Regions from separate parts of the Homo sapiens genome. Here region 1 is linked to region 2. A link is a contact called in ENCODE Hi-C or POLR2A ChIA-PET data. All regions are on one chromosome and are shown on one strand. The core of a region is the stretch at or near the end of the contact, and the rest is flanking DNA. Distances in the headings are between cores, read along the strand shown. Region 1 overlaps BCKDHB (branched chain keto acid dehydrogenase E1 subunit beta). Region 2 overlaps BCKDHB (branched chain keto acid dehydrogenase E1 subunit beta).

What was found. Hi-C counts contacts between places; a loop is a spot of excess contacts on that map. ChIA-PET counts read pairs that join two places held with the same protein, here RNA polymerase II (POLR2A). Pooled maps may share reads with other maps.
Region 1: a loop to region 2 is called in a pooled map, with 2.1 times the contacts of the local background. The contact joins two enhancer-like sites. A Hi-C loop is called at or near these places in 6 of 168 maps with a recorded cell type or tissue (Right ventricle myocardium inferior, heart left ventricle and heart right ventricle), 1 of 37 single-sample maps with no recorded cell type and 8 of 50 pooled maps. POLR2A ChIA-PET finds 5 or more read pairs at or near these places in 2 of 52 experiments (BJ and OCI-LY7).

Annotation. Positions count from the first base shown.
Region 1 is chr6:80,180,743-80,184,163 of GRCh38, forward strand. The region is part of intron 6 of BCKDHB (branched chain keto acid dehydrogenase E1 subunit beta); the gene reads left to right. Among named protein-coding and RNA genes, the nearest start is that of BCKDHB, 76 kb to the left of the region's middle. Within about 2 kb of position 1,734, at least 2 of the 41 ENCODE cell types and tissues checked have a DNase peak (open chromatin) inside an H3K27ac peak, as active enhancers do.
Region 2 is chr6:80,142,340-80,145,924 of GRCh38, forward strand. All of the region lies in intron 3 of BCKDHB (branched chain keto acid dehydrogenase E1 subunit beta), which reads left to right. Among named protein-coding and RNA genes, the nearest start is that of BCKDHB, 37 kb to the left of the region's middle. Within about 2 kb of position 1,437, at least 8 of the 41 ENCODE cell types and tissues checked have a DNase peak (open chromatin) inside an H3K27ac peak, as active enhancers do.

The DNA.
Region 1 (3,421 bases), core at 484-2,983, 39 kb after region 2:
TGGTAGAAGACTTAAAATATTTTTTGCCAAGTATCAGTGTACGTAAAGAGAGAAATTAATATTTTGTATTTTACATTAAGCAGATTAATTTGTGCGGGTTAGTATATTTAATGCTAGGTACACTCACAAGAGTAAGTTGGATCCATTAGTGGGAGAAATTGAATTCATTTGTTAGATTTTTAAATTAGTTTCTAAATTGAAATAATACACATAATTTAAAAAGTCAAATGATAGCTTCTAATAAAAAATAGCAGTTCCTTACCTTACCCTTCACCAAATCCAAGCATCTTTCCCCACAGGCAACAACTTTCAACTCTTTTAGTTGAAAGAGTTGAACTCCAGACTTTAAGAAATGCATTTTATTTATAAATCATCCAGTCTTAGGTATTCTGTCCTAGCAAAACGAAGTGGACTAAGACAATTAGGTTTGCTAAATGTCAGCTGGATCCTTAACTACAGTGAGGTAGTTCTGATACCCTCTTGAGTTTATTTAATTTCTTCTTTTTAAATTAAAAATGTATACAACTGCTGAAAATCAGATAATTTTATTTTGTTGTACACAATATTATAATTAAGGCATTGGTTTACAATGGCTTACCTTATTTTCTTAAAAATATTTATTTTTCTCATTATAAAGGTAACACATACTCTGACTGTCAGCCATCGATGCTTAACAGGCCACTCCTGAAACTCAGTGGCTAAGTCAACAATGTTCTTTATATAGCTCATCTGCAGGTCAGCATTTAGGCCGGTCACAGCTCAGCAATTCTGGTCTTGTCTAGGCTTCCTCATAGGTCTATAGTCAGTTGTAGGTCAGGTGTGGGTTGGATTTGCTGATTTTAGTTGGGCTATTTCACCAGTTGTGGCTGATAGGCTTTGGTCTATCTGTCCCTTTATCACCCTGCGGGCTGGCTCAAGCTTGTTCACCTGGTGGAAGCAGAGGTTGTAAGGCCCTTGAAGCATAGGCTTGGAGTTGACATACTGTCACTTCTGCCATAGTATGTTGGCCAAAATAAGTCACAAAGTCAGCCCAAGTTGAAGAGGAGGACAAATAGACACCATCTCTTCATGGGAAAAGATGCCTACTCATATTGCAGAAGGGTGTGAATACAGGGAGATTTGGATTCTGTCTATTGCTTAATCTTTTATATATGTTTGTACTGAAAAGTACAAACAAAGATAAAAGGAACTCATAAGTCCATCCTCTAACTACTGTTGACTTTTTGTTTTATATACTGTAAGACTGTTTTATCTATACTTTTAAACGTATATTATTAATTTATTTCAGTTTCCATTTGATTACAAGTCATGTTTGTTTATTTCATATTTCTTCTATGAAGTGGTCAAGTAGATTTCTATTTTGTTCTTAAAATCGCATGGTAGCATTTCTTGTAAATCTACAGTTCCAGATATCTAAAGCCGGCAGGACTTCAGCTAATAGGCAATTATTCTATTTTGTGATGAGAAGGCCCTGACTTAGTATTGAGTAGCAGGAAGAATCAAAAGGTGTTCAGTCAACTGACAGTGCAATTGCCTTTGAATTTGTTTGTATATCTTCTGTGACTGAGTTAATAAACTGAACTATTCATGGAATAGGACCCAGTGGGATTTTCTTATGCTATGGTATATTTTTAATATTATTCACTTTTCAGGCTAAGTTTGACCGTAAGCAGATATCTATTTTTGATCATTAGCTTTAAGGTATTTACATTCTCAATGACTAAGCTTAAGCTATGTGGTAGAGTGATTTATTTTTGTTCCTGAATAAAATTTTAATACCATGAGTCATGTGTTTTCTTTGTAAAAAGTTCCAGCATCACAGAACTATATAGCATAATATAGTGAAAGTTCCCTTTTCCTACTGGCTCACTTTGAACTCCTTTCCTTAAGCCTTTTTCTGTGCTTTTATATTTACATACATATGTGAATATATAGAATACATTTACTTCCATGTAAACAGATTTTGTATGTGTAACATAAAAATATTGTATTATAAACATTGTTTTGTAACTTGCTTTGCAAATTATTTTCTATCCATTTAGTCAAGTATGTGAGTGTATAAAATGTACACACACAAATAATACAAATAAGAGCATGTTACAAATATTGTATAACTTGCTTTTTTTACCAATATATTTTTGATATATTTCTGTATCTATTCACATAGGCTTAGCTGGTTTTTATATTCATAAAACCGTATTCATTTTATAGTCATAAAATTTCTTCACATGTACCTTCACATGTATCCTTTCCCTATTATGGAACAACGAATTGTTTCTAAATTCTGGTTATTTTAAAAAATGTTGAAGAAAACATCTCTGCTTGTATATATATGTGTATGTAGAAGAAGAAAATTACGCTTGTGTTCTTTATTGTAAATATTCTACAACCTGTATCTCTTAATCCCTTTCTTGCTTTCTCTAAGCCCCATATATTCAATTTAGCCCTGAGTAATGCATGATTGACGAAGCCAGATGCTGTGTGTCTAAACAGCAGTTAATGAAAAACTATGGAAGGATAGGGAATCATTACCACAGGTACTGTGGGGCGGCAAGACTCAATAAAGTAACTGTTACTAAAATCTAAAAATGAAAACAGGAAATATTTGTCAGACATTTAACTTGGCAATTGTAAGAGTGAAAACCTTGTGTTTTTATTCACTTGTGTATCAGAATTTGCCGTTTTTTAATTAAGAGTTATTTTTTAAGAGCAATTTTAGATTCACAGCAAAATTGAGAGATAGACATGGAGATTTTCCACATACCCACTGACCTCAAACAAGCATAGCCTTCCCCATTGCCAACATCCCCATCAGAGTTGTACATTTTTTACAATTGATGACCTATGTTAACACATTGTCATCACTCAAAGTCCATGGTTTACATCAGTGTTCACTCTTAGTGTTGTACCTTCTGTGGGTTGTATGATGACATGTATCTACCACTATAATATCTTGCAGAGTATTTCCACTGTCCTAGAAATTTTCTGTGCTTCATCTGTTTGTCTCCCCTCACTTCAACCCCTGGCAAACACTGATAGCTTTATTGTATCCATAGTTTTATCTTTTCCAGAATGTCATATAATTGGAATTATGCAGTATGAAACCTTTTCAGATTGGCTTCCTTCACTTAGTACTATGTATTTAAGATTCCTCCATGTCTTTTCATGGCTTGATAACTCATTTCTATTTAATGCTGAATAATACTCCATTGTTTGGAAGTAACACAGTTTATTTATTCATTCACCTGCAGAAAGGTATCTTGGTTGCTTCTAAGTTTTGACAGTTATGAATAAAGTTGCTGTAAACATCCATGTGCAGGTTTTGGTGTGCAAATAAGTTTCAACTTATTCATCTGGTAGTAATTGTTTTATAAATTTGGGAGCTCCAGTGTTAGATGCATATTATTTAGGATTGTGATAT
Region 2 (3,585 bases), core at 187-2,686:
AAATACTGTCTATCTATTATTGCTCAGGTTGAATGTCAGGTAATGTGTGACTTGCTGCCATTCCTAGGTATAGCTGACCCATACGTAAAGGTAGAGTAGAACATAGAACTATTAAGTACTATAGCTATATATTTAGCACTTTTCTTTCAGATCTAATAATACCTTTTAGAAGGCCATAGGAGTCCCTTTGGGACACAGGAATGGGAATAAAAACATATAAAAATAATACAAAGTTGGGGATTTTTACACATTTGAAAAATACAGTAGTGCTTACTCTGACTCTCTCTATTCATGCTTTTGATTACCATGCTGCAATATTGGCTGTGTTGGGGGAGGAGGAGTATTGAAAAACATTTTGCTTTTGTGTTTCTTTGACCTAACTTTAAGACTATTAAGTTTATTTATCTTTTGTCAGAGTCATTTTTCTTTTCTAAAGAAAAACCACATGCAGTGAAGGAATTAAAAATGGGCCTGCTGCCACTGCTATTTTGGAGATTCTTAGATTAGCTTAGATCAGTCCAGTTATGAAAAAATTTTTTTCTCTTTCAAACAGTGCCGCATATTCCTTGATTTCAATTTCTCAGAAGTCTGGGAGATTATCAGTGTAACATTTCTACCAAATTTCTCAAAATTAAAAAGAAATCCAGTGAAGAGTATCAATAAATACAGACAATTTAGATTCCTAAAATTATCAGGGCTGAAAAAGGATCAGTATAACAATTTTATGGAGCAGTTCAGATTGGTCAATATCTGGGGATGCTTGGATTCTCCCATCCTGTTTTGTTCATCTTAAAACAGATCACAAAGTCCGTTAAATTTCAACTGCTCCTCTTTCTAGGAGTTGCATGTGTGATAGCCATAGCAGCTGTATGGCAACTTCACGTTGACACTGTGCTCAGACATTGAGTTGATATTGTCACTTACCTGAAGTCACTTAACTGTCTCAGGAAGTTTGAATCTAAATGTGTAGGTTATTACACAGCAATACATTCTGTGCCTCTAATTCTGTCTTGGAAATCCACTGTTATCACCTTTAATGCAGTTATAAAGTCACATAATCATAAAGTTCACTAGGAAAAGTTATTTTCCAGTCAGACTAGGAGGAGCCAATAAAAACAGCTCTACGTGGAGGACAGTATTAATGTCATTTGCCAGATATTTGTTGAGTGAGACTGCCTATGCAAAAGTCATAGAGAATTAGAGCACAGTGCTTTGTTTTCTGTTCCCATTTAACATAGATGAGATTTCTCAGTTGCTTTGATTGGCAGAGTTGATGAAGGATCAGTTAGGTAAAGGTTGGCAAATGTCATGTGCTAAGAAATCACTTGTGAAGCTTGTTGGACAAAAAGTTTTCAGTTTCCTGGTGAGCAGCTACACCCAAAGGCGGCTTTAGCAGTGAAATGCTTGACCTTCTCTTGTGGCATCCTGCCATCCTTCCCCTCTAGATCCTCTGGCCACCAGCCAGAAGTGGTGGCATCTAGCCAATCATAAATTAGTCAGAGGATTCTTATTCTGTAATACTGGCTCTTGGAAACTCTAGTATCTTTAGTAATAAGGAATTTCTTCTCCGTTTCTGGGCATGCTGTTCATTTAACCCATCTTTTCTGTTTTCTGGTCTTTGCCAGCTTGGAGTCTAGCAGAAACAAAGAAACTTGTTTCTAAGCCAAAAGGAAACACACAAACCTAGTAGTATATCCTTAATCAATATCCTATAGACAATGAATTTGAGCATTTCTTTCTTTAAAAAAGTGGATGTTCCTCAAAACTCAAAAGGAAACTCAAAATCACTTCAGGAACATCTTAATTCTGTATTCAACGGCAGAAATACAGCATATTAAATGGCATAAGCCCACTGGATTTATTCAGATCTAAATTAAGCATTGATAGGATGGACCTGAAAAGGAAAACTTATCGTGTTCTTAACAAATTCATAAGTCCAGTAAGGCAACTTAGGTATTTGCATGAAGAAGGCACTTTTTCTTTTGTCAAATAAAGATTCTGCAAAGTTTCTGTCCAAGAACTTTTTAGCTTTTATAGTATACAATATGTCAGAGAAAGTTACAACTCTGATTACAATGCATAACTGTTTATATGAAAAGAGAAAGTTTGATATCTTGACATACATTTAATGCACTAGTTGTGTTCTCTGTAATGACTGAATTCATCCTGCAGTTTGATGAAGGTGAATCGGGAGGGGAACCTGGATCTTGGGAACTTCCAACCTACCCAGCCTCTTCTGATATCTCTTAGACACTTGTAAGCAGAATTTGAGCCAAATAGTCTCAATGAAGCATTCCCTTCATTCATTTCTGGCCAGATTAACTTAATTCACGCTCATTTCTAGCTCACCCTCTTTCTTTCTTAAAGCATGAAGTAGAAGGTAGTTCATGGCTCAGCTTAAACTCCCATTACATTGAAAGATTTCAGTAAAGTAAAATTTCAGTAAAATTTGTTCCCAATTTTACCAGTCTGAGTGATCCTAAGCTGCACAGTATTCATTTTACTAAGGGAGCAACAGCCAAGTTACTGCACAGTCTTCCACTGTTTAAATTGTCTTGTAGCAGTATAGTGCCACTGCTGTTGTTTTTTCCATCCCACGTTTCATTTTCCCTAGAATATCTCCATGTTCCAGGGAAGTACAGGATCAGAGAATAGGCAGCGTTCTTTCTGAGAGTTGTACGTAGTTACATAACGTATCAGGATTTTCTTGTTCAGTTTTATCTTTGTAGATCCCCTTCTGCTATTGTTTGTGTCTGTTTTGGTTTCTAATTTCTGCCAAACTGCTAAGGGATTTGATCCAACTGTTAGCATTTGATGTGTTTTTTCCCTTCCAGATCACATGGACTCTATCTTTCTGTTGTGAATCTCTCTTGTGGAGGCTTTAGCAGTTAGTTGGGCAGGGTCTTGCCTTGCCTGTCCTCTTCTTTATTGTGCACAGCCATGAGTGGACTGTTGTCCATCCTCTGGAGCATACACACAAAAGCCTGTGTTGATGGTGCAGTAACAACATATGGATCAGTGGTCCTTGCCTTTGCTAACATTGTGGTATCAGGAGTGCTTGAGGGGACTTTCCCCCAAACCACCTCATCCATACATCAAATCTAAGTAAAAACAATGGGCTTGCTATGAACATGTAAGTTTAACACAAGCCCACTGGCTTTTGTTTCCAACTAGAATGGTTCTTTAAGCTGCTCTTATAGATATTTTGGAGCTTCTGCTGCCTGGCAACTCAACTCTGTCAGTTTCATTTAGTTGGGTCAGTTTTATAGTTTCTGCAGAACTGGAAGCTGGCCATTTAAAATAGCCTTGGTTCCACTGACACATGTGATGTGATTGCTGGACCAACTGTTCACAAGTTGTGAAGAGATTACAAGACAGTAGTGGGCTGAAATATGCTCAGTAGAGAAAGGCTGGTGTTGACTGATACCATTACCACATTGACCAGTGGGTACAGGAAGTAGGTAGTTACTGTTGAAGTATAATAAACACCACCAGGCTTTGTCTAGGCTAAGGCACTTCTTTAGTATGCCCTGGGATCTCTTGGGTTATTTTCCTGGTTACAGAGACCAATTTATTAGCTCTAAG